Regions from separate parts of the Mus musculus genome. Here region 2 is linked to region 1. The links are chromatin loops, found by intact Hi-C in ENCODE. Cell type or tissue: left cerebral cortex. All regions are shown on one strand. Links, peaks and the distances in the headings refer to the core of each region. The heading gives the core; the rest is flanking DNA.

Evidence for each region. Peaks named below come from ENCODE experiments on the same cell type or tissue, not always from the same donor. Only the 100,000 strongest peaks of a DNase experiment are listed, where the experiment ranks them.
Region 2: a loop joins it to region 1, with 3 times the contacts of the local background. A loop is called at or near these places in 3 of 42 quality-filtered maps.

The regions. Positions count from the first base shown.
Region 1 is chr12:52,775,368-52,785,417 of GRCm38, forward strand. The region is part of intron 1 of Akap6 (A kinase (PRKA) anchor protein 6); the gene reads left to right. Among named protein-coding and RNA genes, the nearest start is that of Gm51971, 18 kb to the right of the region's middle. In left cerebral cortex, for the core only: no CTCF peak of the experiment used is centred there; DNase peaks (open chromatin) are centred at 5,108 and 5,851; H3K27ac peaks cover 632 bases.
Region 2 is chr12:52,826,052-52,836,101 of GRCm38, forward strand. All of the region lies in intron 2 of Akap6 (A kinase (PRKA) anchor protein 6), which reads left to right. It overlaps Gm51971 (a long non-coding RNA gene), which reads left to right. Exons shown (of 2, transcript XR_003950181.1): 2 at 1-5,761. Among named protein-coding and RNA genes, the nearest start is that of Gm51971, 32 kb to the left of the region's middle. In left cerebral cortex, for the core only: a CTCF peak has its summit at 6,378 (motif pointing left); DNase peaks (open chromatin) are centred at 4,640, 6,387 and 7,288; H3K27ac peaks cover 1,075 bases.

The DNA.
Region 1 (10,050 bases), core at 2,842-6,841:
AGTTTAAATATTCTAAAGAATAAAATAATATGAATGAGATGCACTAAATCACTTTATTCTTCATATGATGAATTCATGTATAAATGCAGAGTGTATCTATACTCACCCATGCATAGTTTTAGTTAATGTCAATTTTTATCTAAGCAGTTGATTTACAACTCTGCATATATGGTAGAGGCTTGTCTATAAGCTTCGATATGAAGCTGGACGTCTTGTTTGTTTGTTGTGAGACAGGATCTCTTTACCTAGCCCTGGCTTTCCTGGAACTTTTATAGAACAGGCTGACCTTGAACTAACAGAGCTCTGCCTGCCCCTGCCCCTGCCCCTGCCCCTGCCCCTGCCCCTGCCCCTGCCCCTGCCCCTGCCCCTGCCCCTGCCCCTGCCCCTGCCCCTGCCCCTGCCCCTGCCCCTGCCCCTGCCTCCTGAGAAATCTGGAGTTCTCTGGAGGCTTTTACTTCCCAGGGAACATTCAGTGGTATCTACAGACACTTCTGATTGTCACGACTGCAGAAGTGGGTGAATATTCCTTGCACATAGTAGGCAGAGACCACAGCAGCTGAGCACTCCATAGTGCTGACGTGACAAAGAATGGTTTGAGCCAAATTTTAACAGTGTCAAGGTTGAGAAACTCTGTTGTTGGATAAAGAGGCTGTTTATTAATAGAATATGAAAGATAAATGTAAACATCCAGTAGGTATATATTGACCAAATTTCCAAGTTAAGGGTAGGTTACTCCTTCCTACAGCTATATTTTGTGTCTTAGAAAAGAGATCCTCTATTCTAATTTTTCTGGAGAAGGATATACTCCAAGCAATAAGAACTTAGAATTCTACTTAAATTACAGAAATAAAGAATAAATATTTAAAGTAATCCAAAGAAAATCAACAAAATGAAGGAAACATGTGGATATCAGAGAAGCACTGCATCATTGACCTATATCCCAGACCAATTTTTAAAAGAACAGTATGTTAATACATTGGGGGAAATCCACAAAAATCCATATTTATGGACTTCTATGAATGGAGAGGCTATAAAAACCCAAGCAGACAGGTAACAAGGAACAATGTCAGACCTGTAACAAGTCTTCAAATTCGTTTCAGATGGGAAGGCTTCCCTGCTGACCTTTACCAACTTGTAGTGGAGAAATAACTGTGATACTTCTCAGACTATCCCATAAAATTGAAAGAAAACCCTTGAAATGTATTCTCTGAAGTCTGCATTACTCTACCACAAAATCTGGCAAGGATACCAATATTACCACTACCACCACCAGCAGCAACAGTGACACCACATCTACAGACCAATTAATACTCCTGAACTTAGATGCAAAAACCCTCAGCAAAATACACCACAAACCAAATTCAACGTCATAGTAAAAACAGCCATACACCATGGAAAACAGATGTTAGTCCAGGGATGCAAGGTTGGACATATGTAGCATAAAAATAGAACCAAAGACAAAAATCACATGATTATAACAGATGAAGAAAAAGCCTTTAATAACACTCACTCCCTTTCATAGTACAAGGCCCTAAATAAACCAGGCATAGAAAGATTATGACTCAATACAGTAAAGGTTATATACAATCGTCTTATAGCTAACATCATACTGAGTGGAGAAAAACTGAAAGCATTTTCTTTAAGACAATAAAAAGTGTAAGTGGTTCATTCTCTCCTTCAGCCAAAGTGGTCCCATGAATCCTATTCAGTTGCAAAGGTTGGTGGCCAAGTGCGTTAACCACTGAAACATCTGTCTTGAAAGAAATATAAATGCAAATAAATAGATGTTTAAAATGATCAATATAACTTTAGCAATTGGGGAAATGCAAATAGAACTATAATTAGATTCCATATCACCTCAGTTAGAATGGCTTTTATAAAAACAAAGAAACAAAGAAAGAAATGCTACCAAGGGTGTGAAGGATAAGCAACCCTCTACACTGCTGATAGAATGTAAACTTGTCCTGATTCTATAGAAATTAGCATTGAGGGTTCTCTAAAGACTGAAAATACAGTACCATGCGATCCAGCTGTGTCATTTATGGGTTTATGCCTCAAAGCAGCAAACACTAGAGATGCCTGCACACCCATAAATATTATGCTATTGTTATGTGCTTGTACATGTGCGTGCCTGTATTATTTAACCACAAAGAAGAAGGAAATCTTATTATTTTAAGAACGTGGATAAAATTAGAGAATATTGTATTAAGTGAAACAAGCCAGAAATACAAATATCACTTCTTTTTTTTAAATGTAAAGACTCAAAACCAAACAAACAACCAAACCAAAACAAACCAAAAAACCAAAAACAAAAAAAAACAAAAAACAAAACCAAGAAGAGGAGCTGAGAGTGGAGGAGGAACGTTGGAAACTGTGTAGGAGTTGGAAGAGGAAAGGGGAGAGTGGAGAGTGAACATTATGATTAATGCATGTTACATGCATGTATGGAAAGCGTAAAGTGAGTCTCACTAGCATGTACCATTATTCTGTTAGTAGTTATAATAAAATAATTTTCTAACAATGAATATAATTTACCTAAATACATAAATAACTAAATTGGCTTCCAGAAGATTTTATTCTTTGACCACGTTCACCTCACACCTAGGTTGAATAGATGCCACTGGTTCTGGGCACTTGGGCGGTCTTCCTATATGTAAATCTGCCTGTTATTTTCTCCATTGCTAGCTAAGGATTTAGCTTACACATCTTCTTAGACGTTATTTCTTTTAACACAACTCCTCATTTCTGACTTTGCCAATTACCCAGAGATCTTTAAGAGTAGACATATTGCTTTTGTTTTGTTTGTTTATTGTGTTTTTTAATTGCCCGTGTGTCAGTTCTGGCTCATCATCAAAAACAACAAAACAACAACAACAAAACAACAACAACAACAAAACAACAAAAAACAAAAGACAAAAAAAAAAAAACCCCAAACTATGTAATACTGACTTTTATAAAATTAGCTCTTATCAGAAGCTAATGTTAGAAGCTGGGCGTGGTGGCGCACGCCTTTAATCCCTGCACTCGGGAGGCAGAGGCAGGTGGATTTCTGAGTTCGAGGCCAGCCTGGTCTACAAAGTGAGTTCCAGGACAGCCAAGGCTGTCCAGAGAAACCCTGTCCCGAAAAAAAGAAACAACAACAACAGCAACAAAAAGAAGCTAATGTTAGTAGCTCAGTTTCAGAAAATGGTGGTTGGAGATAGAGTTCCCAGATATAGCCATTTGTAAGTATTGTGTCCGTGGTACATTGCAGAACTTAGGTCAAACAGTCCCCTCTGAGGGCGTGATGTTCTGCTTACTCTACTCTGAGAACGTCCATCCCTTCAGGAGGAGGTTTTACTCTCCTGGTTGACAGAGCTCCCCTTATGAAATTTTGCAGCAGAATTCATTGACCTGCTTGTTTGCATTTTGATAGAGAAAAAAGACTCACTTGAGCTAACCTTATCCCATAGTAGACATTTATTATCATACATGTATATATTAATATATGTTATTTCTACTGTTAAGAGAATATTTTGAGGTAATGCAAAATATAAAGAAATATTTAAAGCACTTACATTTTATAGCCAAGTTGAGAAAGAGTATGGCCCACTGAAACTTCTGAGTGGTTTCTATGTCTGTCCAGTTTTGTCCTAGGGGAGGGAAATGGTTGGTGACAGTGGATGACTTTGATTCGCTCTTTATTGCTGTGACAAAACACCATGACCAAAACAAACTTGGAGAGGAAAGGGTTAATCCAGGATGAGAGTTTAGATATGTGTCTCCAGTACTTTAGGGACTTAGATATTCTTGGTACTCAGAAAGAATTAGTATCTAAGAAGTGTGTATGGTCAAGTCTTCATGGTTACATATTCTTTGGGAGATCTAATGCCTTACAGACAGTGACTCACAGCAGCTCTGAGATAATGCCATCCTAAAGTATTTCTGTGGCAGCACACATTCTCCAGGGTTTGGGCAGATGTTGAAATGATGCCGATATTCAGGTAGTACTGAGAAATTTTCTTGGTTGTTATCTAAGCTTCTTTTCCCGTTTGTGACAAAATACTCTGACAAAAAACAACTCAAAGGAGAAAGGGTTGATTCCTGCCCACGGTTCTGTGGTACAGTCAGAGAAGTCAAGACAGCAGGAGCTTGAAGCAACTGTTCACAATAAGTCAACAATAAGGTACAGAGGACAGTGAATACTAGTCTCACCATGTTTATCTATGGTCCATTACACAGTTCAGGATCCCAGCCTAGGGAATGGTGCAGCCCACAGTTAAGATGCTGTTTCCTACCTCAATTAACGTAATCAAGAAAATCCCTTACAGGCAGGACCAGACCTGTCTCCCGGGTGATTCTAGATTCTGTCTAGTTGACAATTAACACTAACAATCACAATATTGATTATGTGTTTTTAGGTTGTGTCCTGAATTGTGCTTGAAATCAATTCATGTATCAATATGAGATCCAATATTCATTTAGCTGAAATTTTAGATCTATAGAATTCGAACTTTCATGATTTTTGACACTCCCTTGATTTTATTATTAGACCTCACTTATTAACAATTCTGTTAAGAGACACGTGACATGAATTTATCATAAAGATCACCTTTATTTAGATATATTTATATGTCGGGAATTTCATGCATGTGCAAAAATATATTTTTCTTCTTTATAAGCATTTTTGGTAAGAATAATTTTAAAATTAATCACTCGGTGGAATTAAAAACATTCATATCGTTGTGTAGCCATCCCCACAAACATCTTACTCCCTGTCTGTAAACTTTACCAAGAAGTAACTCCTTATTCACCTTCCCTCACCCCCTGACTACCCACACTTTACTGCCCGTCTTTGTGGTTTTGGCTGTCTAAGTGAAATCATAGAGTATGTGTCCTTTTGTGATAGGCTTGTTTCACTTAGCATACTGTCTCCGAGGTTCATTCATCTTGTGTCAGAATGCCTTTCCCATTTAAGCCTGAATAATACCCTATTGTGTGTATTTACTACATTTTGTTTATCCATTCATCGGCTGATGGATGAGCCCTGGTTGCTTCCATGTTGTGGCTGTTGTGAACACTGCTGCTATTGAACACGAGTACACGATTTTCTCTCTCTGAGGATGTTTTCGTTCCTTTTTGGCTCTGTATCCAAAAAGGGAATTTTTTTTTCTTGGATCTTTTCTGGCTGCTGATTCTATTTTTAATTTCTTCCAGAACTGCCACATTGTTTCCTACAGGGCTGGGTTGCTTCATACTTATGTTAACATAAAGGTTCTGATATTTCTACACCCTCATGCTTTCGCTTGCTTGTTTGTTTGTTGGGGAGGTAGTCTCTTCTAGCTTTGGTGAGCGTTTCCCTAATGGTTGCTGATGTTTGATAATGCTTTGTGGATTTATTAGCCATTTTATACCTTCTTTGGAGAAATATATATTTTAGTTCTTTGCTCATTTTTAAAATTGGGTTGTTTTTGTTTTTGTGTCCTTAAGTTTTCTGTATGTTCTATTTGTTGATCCTTTTTCATATACATTATTTATTGGTATTTCTCTTGCTGTTTTTTGTGTTGATACTGGGTGGGTTTTTTGTTTGTTTGTTTGTTTGTTTGTTTACAAATGTTTTAAGTTTTTGTGAAGCCCAGTTTGTCTATTTTTTTCTTTATAAGTCCTTGAAGAATAAAACCCAGTGCTATTTGACTCAAGTGACTGCTTTATAATCTGAGTTTGGGACAATGTTCTTCCTGCACGCCAGGTTTCTGTTGTAATGGAAACCTTGCTGCATTTAGATATGGATACATCTCGGCACATTTTGACGAAGTTTGTTAAGTGCGAGGCATTTCCTCCTTTAAAGCATCCTTTGGGAAACCTGACTGAGAAGTGCTGAGGCTGCTCTTTTCAGGTGAGAAGACACTGAGCTTAGGAGCTGCAGCTGTTGGGAGTGTGTGTGTGGGCGGGGCGGGGGGGGGGGCATAAAGGGTGAGCTCATGCTGATTCACTTTTTGCCAGAATACTTTGGTCAATGCAAATTTAACGGAGCCAACCATCCCCTTCTCCCCTTAAACTGTCAGCTAGCATATCCCTCTGATTCTTATAGATAGGGCTAATTGTTTTCTTTAGAAATTTCATATCATAAACATGAGCTATGTCAGTTGCTCTTCATTACCTCCCAGAGGATGAAAACAAACTCCTATTTCTGAAGACACTAAACACTTTGGACACAGGATTCTGAGGATCCAAACTTGATCTACCCTGAAAATCTCCTTCCCCTCTGGTCTATCTTTCATGGTACCAGAACCACCACAGAAACCTCTAAGGGAGGGAAGCAACCCTCGAAGGGACCCTGCCCATCAACGACAACTATGAACCACAAGAACCAGAGTGGCACAGTATTCCAAAGGGTATAATAGTGGTGCTCATGTCTTGGTAGTAACCTTCAGCTATTTACCTGAATGTAAGATCTGATCAACAAGAGGAAAACCACGCCTGGTCCTGGAAACCTAGTCAACTACCTCAGGCTAGTAAAATAATGAACCTTGGAGAAGAACCTACAACTGTCACTTGACTCAACCAGCATTATCCACATCTACATTTTAAATATTTATCCTTATACACAGAGATAAGTAATATGTTTCACCTTAAAGAAAGAACAGATGGAGACCATTAGAGGAAACTACAACTGATACAAATGCAGACAATAAGTGATTGTATGGAGCCCATCTCCAACCAATAGATCTACAACACAACTCCGGTATCTAAGTTTCAGGGATCATAGCAGACAAGGAAACAGAAAGACTGTAGGAGCTAGGAAATCAGGAAGGTTGCTGCGAGACTGCATCTCCCAGAAATGTCACAGAGGCTGCACTCTTGAAGTCTCATCAACGCAGCTGTCTAAACAAGACTTAAACAAGTATGATATCAATACACATGTTAAGAAGGAAAGGGGAGGGCTCATGGGGCCCCAGCTCTAGACAAAAACCTACAGGTGACTAAGGAATTCTGAGGTCAGGAGAAATCGTCTTCCCCAGGGAAGACTCTCCAATTGGTTATCTAATTACTAAGTGGTCAGTCCTGAAATCATATATGTACAAGTAATATTCTGTGGACTGTTTAGATCGCATTTATATTTTGAGATACACACACATACACACATCCCACAACTACAATTAAAGAGAAAGAGGTAGTCAATTTGAGAATGAGCAAGGCAGAATACATAGGAAGAATAGGAGAGAAGAAAGGGAAGGGGAAATGATGTAATTGTATTCTAATTTTAAAAAATCACATCAATTTTCACATTGAAGGAGGGAAACTGTAGCCTTCCAGCTACTGGTGTTCTATTATATGTTAAAAGAATGAAATAGAACCCTTACCACATAGAATCAGGTTATTATAGATCACCCCCAAATTATTTTTTAAAAAATTGAAGCAGCTGACTGTTACAAATATTCCATATCACTCATTTAACTGGCAGGCAAAATAGCATTTCTTGCTGAAGAAACTCAAAGGACCTCCAGGAGGCATGTCAGCTCCTGAATCATTCAGAACTGTTAGCAACGTCAGGATCACGGCAAAGTGTGCGATAAACAGAAGCCACAGCGAGCAGACTGTATCTGAGATTCTTTTGTAGCTGCTGTAAATGACTAAGTGGGAACAAAAGTAGCTGTGTCATGTGATGGATCTGACTGCGATGTGGTGCATGAGTCAAAAGGAGACAGACATAGGTTACTGAGAAGGCCCCGCTGTTTCTGATTGCCACATCAATTATGAGAAACTACTGCCTACAGGGGAAAGACATGAAAAATGGAAACGTTGGGTGCACAGTCATCTTCCATGCCACCAAACTGCTGGTGAATGCCGCGAGTTGCTCCCCTGTGTGGGGCGTGGCTACAGGCTTAGCTGAGTCGCAGAGTAAGAGAGCAGCTCAGATTGTGACCTCCTGGAAACTGCAGCTTCCTCTTTCTCTCCGCAGCCCAGCTCAGGTGGTGGCAAGTGGAGAGAGCAGCCAGCTGGCGGACTTTGCTTTCAGGCCCTAGCATGCCGATGGCATAGGTGAGAGACTGTGAGTCGGTCTTTGAGTGGTATCCAGGCTGTGGTCCTTGATGTTCCTGACATTAAGACAAGCCCTAAATTCAAAATATAAATCTTTTTGTTGCCTTTGATGAATGGAAGAGCTGCCAAAGTGTCTGGTGGAATTCAAACCATAGTCTTCTAAGGTTGATAGAAGAGCTATTGTACTCTTTGTAGAGATTTGAAGTCATTAGCTCCTAATCAGAAGACCTATTGTAGCTATGTGTTTTTATTAAACAATGAATGAATTAATTTATTAAAAAACAAGAATCCAGTGGAAGAGAGCTTATGCCTCGTGCTTTTATATCTTCCAATATAAACACAACATCCTTGAGCTTGTACTATCTATCTAGTACTTAAAATATGTGTGGTATTTTTCTTTGAAGGTCTAGGTATATATGATCCTCAGTGCTCTATGGATATTTTTCAAAATACCAGTTCATCTTGGAGCAAAGTCTGATTCAATCGGACATTAACTTTTGATTTAGATGTCTGATTGGGTTGAAATGCTTTACTGTTTCATGAACTTGATAGATTTAGAGCAAAACCACAGTAAGATGTTTGAAACAAACAGGCTCTGTCTTACTGAAACCGTTCTGGGAAAGCAGGCACAGTCGCAGGCTGTGGGAACGGCTTCTGCGATAAGGAACACAGGAGGACTCCTGCTCATGGGAGACCGTTGGAGCCAGGGCACCTTTCATTGTTATAATTTCAGGCTGACATTAGAGGCATCTAATATCTGAGGAGCTACAGTGAAGGAATATTGTGAATAGGAAAATGGGTTTGGGAATCCCAGTCCTTTTGAGAATTCTTCATCCACACAGTCCTCTGTTTCTGAGAGAAAGCATAGTAGTTATTTGAGGTGTTCTCACATTGCAGAATGAGCAGCAGAAGGCAAATTAACATCAGTGGAAAGATTTGGCTCAATTCATTTGATCTTTTGGCCTGATTCACTTGTCTTCGAAAATAAAAGTTATCCTCCCTACAATATATTTACTTGTTAGGACCAACACCGAAACAGCTTAAATTCACCCTGATCTCTCCATTGCCTGTCCCTCATCATTGCAACGGGCTTAACCAGGGGAGGCAGTGCTCTCTCTCTCTCTCTCTCTCTCTCTCTCTCCTTTCTCCCTCCCTCCTCCTCCTCTCTCTTTCTTTCTTCCTTACATGTTGAAAACACTCTTTCATATACTAGAGTCCAATGGTGGCTTCCTCTTCCTCATTCCTTCCCAGATCCTCCCCACCCAAGCCCCACCCCCACCCCAATCCAAACTCCACACCTTCTTTCACCCTCTCTTTGGAAAACAAACAAGCAAATAAAACAAACCACAACGAAAAGTAAAAAGAAAAAACAAAAAGCAGAAGAAACACACACACACACACACAAACCCATAAAAACGCAAAATCAGAAATCATGACATTTAAACAAAAGACCAGTCAGTTAAAAAACAAACAAACAAACAAACAAACAAACAAACCCAAAACCCAAAAAGCACAAACAGAGCAATTTGAAACAAAAAGAAAATCTCCAAAAATACCCTTGAGTTTGTTTTGTGTTGGCATTTACTGATGGCTATGGGGTCGCCCTTAAGGGTGGTTTGTATACCCAGTGAGACTCCAGTGGGCTAACGGTTGTCAATTAGAAATGTCTTCTTGATTATAGAGTTCTTAAAGTTATTTCTAAATGATTATTTTAGTGAAATGTGTGCAGCAGTTTTACTGAATTGAGTCAAAGGAATTTTGTATTTGAAAGTATGGTGCTGCCTCGCCTGGGCAGCACAGTAGAGCTGACCCTGGTGGAAGGGGTGAGGGTGAGCCACCCTGAGGGTGTGAGCATGGGAAAACCACTCTGGCTACTCATCTGTCCTGAGGTGGCTTGGGCTCAGGAGTGTTGTGCTCCACCCCTCACCCCCTGTCCCTGGGGTCATGAGTGCTGGTGAGGTGGCCCTGGCCCTGGCCAGCTGCAGGCCCTGCCTTGGGAAGCACAGTAGAGCCAGGCTTTGGGGCACA
Region 2 (10,050 bases), core at 3,938-7,937, 52 kb after region 1:
TAGGTTTGGGGCTAATATCCACTTATCAGTGAGTACATATTGTGTGAGTTCCTTTGTGAATGTGTTACCTCACTCAGGATGATGCCCTCCAGGTCCATCCATTTGGCTAGGAATTTCATAAATTCATTCTTTTTAATAGCTGAATAGTACTCCATTGTGTAGATGTACCACATTTTCTGTATCCATTCCTCTGTTGAGGGGCATCTGGGTTCAAGCCACTAAAGTAGTATTATTGCTCAGAAATGTTCCTCCTCTTTCCCACTCTCTTCCTGGTGGTGCGATCAATCCCAGTGCTTGTACGCTTTAGGCAAGCACTCTACCACTGGACTATATTCCCATCCCAAGTATGAATCCTTCTCTCCCTCTCTCCTCCCCTCTCTCCCTCCCTCCATTCTTCCTCCCCCCTCTGTTTTTCTTCCTTCCCTCCCTCCTTTCCTTCTTCTTCTTCCTTTCCCCTGCACCCTCAAAAAAAAACCCAAAAACAAACAAACAAACAAACAAAGAACCAAGAGCCAGACATGATGGCCTATCTTGTAATTCCAGCACCAAGGGAGCAGGAACAGGTGAACTTTTATGAGTTCAAGACCAACCTGGTTTGTATAGCAAGGGGATTCCATGCTAGAACATGCTACACAGTGAGACAAGATAGAGATAGAGATAGAGATAGAGATAGAGATAGAGATAGAGATAGAGATAGATAGATAGATGGATGGATGGATGGATGGATGGATGGATGGATAGATAGATAGATAGATAGATAGATAGATAGATAGATAGATAGATAGATTAAATAAAAGTAATTAAGGCTGGGAGATGGCTCAGGGATCAAGATAATCTGCTGATAAGCCTGGTAATCTGAATTTGAGTCCCAAGTACCATATAGTGAAAGAAAGACTTGCCTCCCACAAGCTGTCCTCTGACTTCTAAACATACTGCAATGTGCAAATGGACACAGACATGCACGCACGAGAGTGCACGAATACACCCCCTAAAAAAATAAATAAAACTAAATGTAGAGGGAAAAAATAATTTAAAAAAGACGGTGCCTCAGGTTAAGACGTGATCTGTGGGTGCTCACAGGAACTCAGAGCTGTAACGCTGCCTTGCTGTAAACGTAAAGAAATTTAAGTTTTGGTGCATTGGTTTCTTTTTCAGAAAACAAAGATAAATCTGACTGTAAAATTCTCAGACAGGAAAAATGTCACTACTGTCTACAGAAGACATCAACATGGACTGCTGCTGCTGTACTTTCTTCATGTATTCTTTTCTAGAGAACTTATTTCTATCATTTAAACTATGTGTAGGTGTGCAGGGGCGGGGGGAAGCATGACAAAGGCATAGTATAGATGTGCACAGAGGCCAGAGCCATCCAGTCCTTGAGAGCGTTACAGGCAGTTGTGAGCTGCCTGACATGGGTGCTAGGAACCAAACTTGGGTCCTCTGGAAGAGCAACACATGATTTTAGCTATTAACCTACCTTTCAAGCCCCTTCCAGGTTATTTTTTGAGGAAAGCTTTTAAAAATATTATTTGTAATTGCAAATGCTTTTAAAAGTGTTATTAGTATCTACAGTAATTGTAAAGAAAATGGGCAAGAGAAGATATTAATTACCAAACAAAATTATATTTTAAAAAGAGACGCAACATACTAATGTATTTGCAGATAAAGAAGGTATACCAGAAAGATATGCCCACATCTATGGAAATGATATGAAATTCTCCTGATGAAGCCAAAAGCTACTAAGAAAATGGTTTAAATTATGAAATGCAAACAGGAGTAAGACTTGGAAACACTCAGGCTGAGAAGATAGCTCAATGGGTAAACTGCTTGCTGGGTAAAGTGTGAGGACCCAATTTCAGATCCTTAGCATCTGAAGAAAGCCAAGCACAGGCCTGTAATCCCAGCACATAAACCAGAGGCTGAATAACCCCAGGGGCCTCACTGGTCAGCTAGAGTAGACTATCAGTGAACCACGGAATCAATGAAAGAGCCTCAGAAAATAAGGTAGAAAATGATAGAGGGAGGATACCCAGGGCCAGCTTTGGCATCAGTGAGTTTATTCACAAACATGTACATGCACACATATGTACACACATACTTGAATTTGGACAACTCAAGTTTCCTTATTAAAGAGAAGGAAGATCTTTAAAATCAGGCGGAAAAAAAAAAAAAAAAAAAAAAAAAACCTCTGAAAATTAGAAGTAAGCTCGGTGTGGCGGTGTGTGCCTTTAATTCCAGCACCCCAAAGGCAGAATCAGACAAGTTTCTAAATTCAATGTTCGCTAGGTCTACACAACAAGTTCCAGACCAGCTGGGGCTGTATAATCAGACAGTATCTGAAAAAGAAAAAGAAGAAAAAATAAAAGAAAGAAGGGAAGAGAAAGGAATGAAGGAAGGTAGCGAGGGAGAAAGATTGAAATTTTTAGGAAAGGAGCCTAAGCTAGAAGGAAAGAACAAATGCACACGAGCACAGCAGGGGATAACTTAGGGATGCTGGACTCGTAACAGCTCCAACCTGGAGACAACCCAGATACCCATCCACTGGTAAACACACACACACACACACACACACACACACACACACAAATACACAGAGAGGGGTGAAAGGGAAAGAGAGGGAGAGGGGGAGAAGGAGAGAGAGGAAAATGTCTCCCATATAGAGGACAAGAGGACCTACTGAGAACATAACAAATTAACTACTTTTGTGTACAGTCACATTGATACATCCCAAAGCATTATGTTGCATGAATTACATAAAGCACAATAAAAACTGCGTGCTGTGTGACTCCATTTAAATGACATTCTAAAAATGGCAAATATCTAGGGGCTGAAAACTGTGGTATGTATCTCGGTCTTGCTGCTGTTTATCTTCAATAACAGTTGCCAAACTCTACACTTAAGAAGATAAATTATATTGCATGTAAATCATGTCTTAGTTAAAAAAAAAAGATAAGAGGATTTGAGAAAAAGTGATCACCACAGGCGTACGGCCAGGAAGTTTGAACTTGTGCATCTCAGGCACCTTGGAGAAGAAGCTGCGGCAGTGTGGTCCCGAGCAGGAAGTCGCCCAGGCTCACGAAAGTTCCTCAAATAAGGCTGTAGGTGACTGAAAGGCAAGCCAGTGATTCAGCTGTTCTGGAGTGGAGACCACAGTCACACTTGAAGGAAATTAGGGTATGTTGTTCCTGTGAGTGGTTCTGGTGGGATCTTTTGTAATCAGAATGACTACAGAGATCCCCACATCCATGGAGCATGAAGCTCGCAGTGAATTCTTCTCGCTAATAAAATCACGAACGGGAAGACATCATATGCAACCCTCTTGCCAAAACCACACACCACCGTATATCAATCATTCTGAGAAGGGTGGGGAGAGAGGAATGAAGAAAAAGAAGCCTAACCACAAGCAAGCCTCCAGATCTGCCAGTTTTCAGGAGAGGGGATTGTGCTAAACAATTCGAGTACAGTAAGCAAAAAAAAAAAAAAAAAAAAAAAAAAAATGGAGTCTGGGAAACTTTGCAGGGCATACAAGCCTGTTCCTTCAGCAGAACTCCAGGAAAGAGAATTCAGGGATAGAGCAAATGTGACAATAGAGGTAAGAAGAAACGCATTACCACTCAGTGGCTGTACCCCTTTTTGGGTAATGATTAAAAATATAAGGCATAAGAACACGACAGTTGAGAGAGTGCAGGCAGTAATTTATATTTTAACACTAAGGAGTTAACTTTAAATGGAATCTACAGTGGCATTGTGGTTATAGTTACAAAGCAGGCAGGGCTCTTGTGTTTTAGCTGTCTGTACTGCAATCCCACTGTGTACCCGCTTTGCTTACCAGAAGGCTTAATTATAATTGGGGGAACTCAGATAAAGTGGGACTGGCTGAAGACCCCATCTGATTTGCTCAGTGATGGATTCATGGAAGCTTATGATTCTTTCTTACCCTGCTTTTATATCTTTGACATTTTCCAGAATGAAAACTTTTTTTTTAAAAATAGCATTCATATAAGACTTCTCACAAACCTGTAACAAAAACGTTATCGTCCACATAGACAGGAAGTGTTATTGCAGAGGTGATCATTGGCCTCAAACGTGGAGGCCCATCCTCAGACACCCTGTCTTACCGCTGCTTGTTTGACCGTGTTATCTTCAAATCAGAGATGGGCATATCATGGGTTGGCTTTCTCTTCCCAGTGCTCTGACAGCCAGCTGTGAGCCCTGAGGTAGTGACACTCCTTTCAACCGGAGCCCTCCGCTCCCTTGACTCACATTGCTCAACTCTCCATCCATCACCACAGATGAAAATGCCCTGCTTTTATTTGCTTCTGTTTCCCCCTCTCATTTTTGACTTTCTTCTTTCTGTCCCGCTGCCGTGTCTCCCTGAACCCCTTCCTTCACTTCGCCAAGTGACTTGTCGCCTGCTGGCTGTGCTCTGGACACCATCTCTCTGCCCCTCCCACACTAGTGATGGCCTCTCTACCTCTCCAAGCACTGGATTCGGCAAAGGAACCTTTCACTGGGCATGTGCAGAGCTGGAACCTGATAAGAACGCTCATAATTACACGCTTATTGTTGGGGAAGATGCTGGCATCTTGAATGCCAAGGACATTGAGAAGAAATGACATCAGAAAGGCTAGTTTTATACCCCAAATATTCCATACTCTATACTCCTGGAGGAGTGCCAATCTTCGTCCCTATATGCCTTGCTTCCTACCCAGGAAATGAGTACACTGAAGCCTTCAGCAACAACACATAGATCTTTCAAGGCACACGGCATTAAAGTGGAAGATCCTTGTGGGCTGGGACTTTGCTGATTTGGGTTTAGGCCTCTGTGTGTAGATATGCTGTGGCTGCAAGCTTCTACAGGATGTTAAACACTTTTGCTGAGGTCCAGTGGATGAAGATCTTTGCTGGCTCACCCAGCTGCAGTGCCACATGAGAAAGTGTGGTTTGAAGCAGTGGGTTTTTCACTTTTGGTGTACTTTGCTGTCTTCCTGCTTCTGAACATTGTCTTTCTCAAGTACCTCCTGTAGACACTCACGTTTCTTCCTCCTTATCAAAGTCCTACCATCAACATGACAACCTTCAAAGACTCGCCAGTCCCCCAGTGCCCTGCACAGCAGTTGGGCAAAATCCTTTGCTGAAAAATTTTCACATTGTTTTCATCAACATTAATATTTCTAGATATCCATCGCAGACCATCAGTAGTAAATAGCTCTTCATAAAATAGGAATGGGGGTCCTCTTGCTCCTGCTCTTGCCTTCCTGTTCCTGCTCTCTCGCTTTTCCTTTCCCCCCTCTCTCCATGTGTGCATGGCCGGCCTCTACTTCTCTCTCTGCCTTTCTCTGCCTCTACAAGCCTTTCAACTCCCCTACCCATGCCCTGAATAAACTCTATTCTATCCAAAAAAAAAAAAAAAAAAAAGGAGGGCTGGAGGGAAGGCGCACATAAATAAAAATAATAAGTCTTTTAAAAGAGAGAAAATGAAGGGACTAGGGGAAAGGGAGATGGATTGTCTTGCAACCCTTATGACCAGAGTTCCATTCCCAGAACCCAAGTCAGAAAAGGTGGGTATGGTGCTGTGCCTCTGTAATACCAGAGTGCTATGGCAAGAAGGGAAGTAGGGGCAGGAAGAACGTGTAAGAACTCACGTATCAAGAAAGACCCTGATTCAAAACCCAAAAAAACTCACGACAGCAGAGGAACAAGGTCGAGTGAGAGAACTAAACCTCTGTGACGTGTATTTACATGAATACACACACACACACACACACACACACACACACACACACGTGTAACGATTGCTTTCAACCCTGTAGTGATGTTACTGGTAGGCTTATTAAGCAGGCATTCCACTAGCATGCTTGCTGATCCCTCCTCTATTATGTTAATCCTCCCTGACTCATGGGTTTTACTGCGAGAACTAATGCAACTTCGTGAAATTGCTTTACTCTGACACGAGATTTTGTGCCAGGAAATCATTTCTAGGCATTGTCTGATCAAGTTCATCAACTTGCTACAAAGTAGCCCCTGAAAGCAAGAGAGGGCTTTGAGTTGCTCCCAATCGCCAACGCTGAGTTTTAGAACCTCCTTTGTATGACTGCACTGAACGGTCTTTGTGACCCATAATATTATCCAAGTAATTTATGAAGAATTAAAAAGCATACATGTACACATTAAAAACACTAATAGATTGTGCAATGTTTAAATTCCCAATAGATTAATGGCATTCTGCAGTAAAAAAGCCTTTAAAACATGTCCAAAGGTCTAATATAAACCCAAGATCATTTGGATTTCTATCTGTAAAAGTGTGGCAAGATTTAGTGACTCCCAGAAAGGAAGCCCCTGGACAATTGGCATTCACTTGTTCTGCAGCGCCATCTAGTGTTCATGGAGAAATGCGCTTTTAAGCCTCATCTTCCTCAGCCTTGCCTTGCTGCTAAGATTATCTATGCAGATTTCTACCTCTACCTGGCAGCCAATGATGCTTAGAGATGCTTCCAACTTACATAACCTTATATTAATTTCCACGGTGAAGGATCATTGATCGGTGAAGGATCAATCAACTAATGAGAAGAATTGGTGTATGTATCAGTATGCATATGTGATGTATTTTATTTCAAGACTACTATCTTTATTTCCCAATAAAATAGCCCATAGATGCTGGGATTTACTGGTTTACTTTAAATTTAATTGCCCTTACAAAAAACATCTTAAATGGCAAAACATTAATTTCCCAATTATTATTATAGCATTTACTATATAATATAACATATACCACAGTACAAATGTCCTATTAGGTCCGGGGACTGTCTTACATAATATTGCTCCCTTTATGCAACTTCCAAAAAATTCTTTATTGCTAGAAAAAGCTACAAAGCATCATCTGGACTCTAACATTCAGAGCTTTGCTGCCCTAAGTGTGGTTCCTGCACTGGACGCTTAGGCAGCCCCTTGGCAGATGTTAGCGTTGCAAAATGTCTGTACCCCACTTTGCCTCCCAAACCACACTTCTCACTTATGATATCCCAGAGTTTCAGATGTACATAAAATTTGAGAGGAACCTGTTTTAGAAATGTCTTCCCCTCATGTGCTCATTGGACAGTAGTCAACCAAAACTGGAGACTTCCATTACAATTTCAGATTTACGATATTTTATTCTTGGAGAAAGTTACATAACTTCCCTGTCTGACTCGTGGCTTATTTCAGTGTATCATGGTTGTTGCTGAGACTCACACAGCGGCTGAACAAAGAGAGTACATTCCTCCCCTGTCCAATCTGTCATCTTCATCTCTGCAGAACCAGAAGCTGAGAGGAACTGCCGACTGTGAAATTTAGGGCACGCATTCACTACCAAAAATATTTAAGTCTGCTGTGACAGAGTCATGATTTGAACCCACAGTAGGAGGCGAGGCTTAAATCTTCACAGCTGAAGCTCAAAGGAACACTTAGAAGTAAAAGGAGAGGTTTTAAATCATGGCTTTCCTTGGGCCTTAATTCTCTCTCTCTCTCTCTCTCTCTCTCTCTCTCTCTCACACACACACACACACACACACACACACACACACACACACACACACACGCACACACACCTTTAAACCTAGCAAGCTTCCTATGAAAATCAGAGTATTTACAGCCATCCATTCGCTTCTTTTTGGCTAATGTTCAGTTGGTTCATAATCTAATACTATTCCAAATTCACTCAAATTCCCCGAGACACTTATCTAACCATTTCAGATAACAGAATAGACTTCAAAGTGCAAGAAAATCTCTTTACAGGCTGAGGCTAGTTTGGAAAGTATTTTAAGTGCACAATTATGATAAGCCAGGTTCTTACATATTACAAAATTTTCCCCTTTTCTAAAATCTGGGCTAATAGCTATTAAATATTTCAAATTAAAACTCAAAGTAATATATTGTTGGTTCATTTAAAAATTTCAGAATTTAAAAGTAATAAATGGATTGGTCCATAGTCATGAAAATTATCATTGCAATTAACACATAGTTCCACAAGCTAGGCTAAATCCCATTATCTCTGTGGTTCTAATTATCGAAGGGCTTAAAGAAAGCAGAAGTTATTTGACCCGTGACTGGCCCTGCAGTCTGCTGGTGAGGGTATACGGTAACGCATGCTGCAGCAGAACTCAGATGTCCTAAACTGCAGATTATCATGCACAACCTTTCTTGGGTTGTCTTACACGTCAACAGGGAATTCCAAGGTCACGGCCACGAGCTAGGACGGATTCACATCCCCGTGCCTCTCGACTGCTGAATATATTCTACCTTCCTTTGCTTTTCCTGTAAATCCTTTCAGCATCCACTGGCTTAATTGGGGTGAATGGAGTCTGTGCCTCCCACTAGGGCAAATGTCTTGATTGAATAATTAGTGTTAATTGACACAGGCACCTCTGTCCAAGGTATGAAGTGTCTTCCTAGTTTATTTCATTATCTGTGTCTTTCTTCTCCATTTTACGGGATCCTGCTGACATTGCTACCTGACTGGATTGGCTAAAGTTAAAGCTGGGCATGCTGTTGCAGGACTCTGTTTGGAAACACAGATATTGCAGAGTGTTAGGAATCCTGGGGTATGACCTGGGCTAACAAATTATGAGCTCTAACTTGAAAAATGAGCCTTCAAAGCATAAAGCTTAGAAACCTTTGTTCTTACAAGAAATGTGACGTTTGACGTTTGTCACAGGTCCCTAGGCAGTCCATCCTGGACCTGGGGTTCTGAATTCTGCATTCTGAAGGTTTGTTGAGGATGAGAAAATGTCAGAGGAATCTGAAACCAGATCAAGCTGACCGATTAGCCAAATTATCCTCGAGCATCTACCGTAGAGGCGAGGGCTTTTAATCAGGAGCCCTGAGGTGTCTCCCTCCAGCTTTGGATCCTCTCCAGAGAGCAGCCAGGAAAAGCTTTCCCAGTGTGGAAAGCTCCCAGGGGAGATGTGGCCATGGTGGGACAATACCCAGGAAGGGCTCATCTGAGAGCCCCAGAGTAGCAGCTTGGGGAGTAAGAGCCTGAGCAGACAAGCAGGCCAGGCCACAAGGAGGAGAGATACACTAGCATTTCCTACAAGTGCCTTCTCTGTGACTGTTGTCATTAAAAGGGCTTGTTGTATCGGAGTGGGGGGGGCTTTAGCTATGGAACCATGAAACTTAATTCAGAAGAGACGGTGGGACAGCAGACTGATCTCTGTAATGTAAATGGCAGCTCTTCTGCTGAAAGCCATTGTGTCAACCGCTTGAGAACGTGGCAGTGACTTGGCAGGGAGATGGCAGAAAGGTTCTCTGGACCAACTGTCTCCTGCAGCTGTGAAAGACACACAGCCTGGCTGCCAAATGGTGAGCCCTTTTGTGCTCCGGCTGAGTTTCATTCACTCCTATGGCAACTTGAGGTTCAGCGTTCAGGAATATTAGTTTGGTCTGGACCATCGCCATCTCTTAGCAACCAAGGGAGATAGAAATTACCAGCTGGGTAATTTGATACTGGGAACCCGAAGGTCATGAAAATGGGGTATAATGGCTGTTTGTATTGAAGGGGGAGGAGGGAGGGGGGAATATGATGTAATCCTGATGTGTAGAAATGTTTGGAATGCCACAGAGATTACAAAGGAAAATCCAGTTCAAACTGGACTCTGTCTCACTCAGAGCGATTCAAGTTGGGCCAAGGAGCTCCTTTAAGCATGTATATTTTTGCTCAAATAAAAACCCCTTTGGGGTTTTGGAACTGCAGTATAGAAAATAGTTTACTCTGTATTAATTTTCTCTGAGGTTGACCCGTAGCTTAATTTACATTGAGTTTCGAAACAGTGATTTCGAGTAACATAAATAACAGGTTAGGGTTCTATTGCTCTGACTTCTGAAGGCACTGGGCCAGGGATGAGGATTGGGCTGGGAGAATGGGCAAGGGGAGACAAAAGTTGCTACAGATCTGCTTCCTGGATGCTCACACTGGCTCTAGCCCACAAGCGCACCAGCTCGTCAAGGAATTGCATGTTGGGAAACTAGAAACTGCAAAGCAGAAGCCAAAGGAAATTCTTGATAACAAGTTGT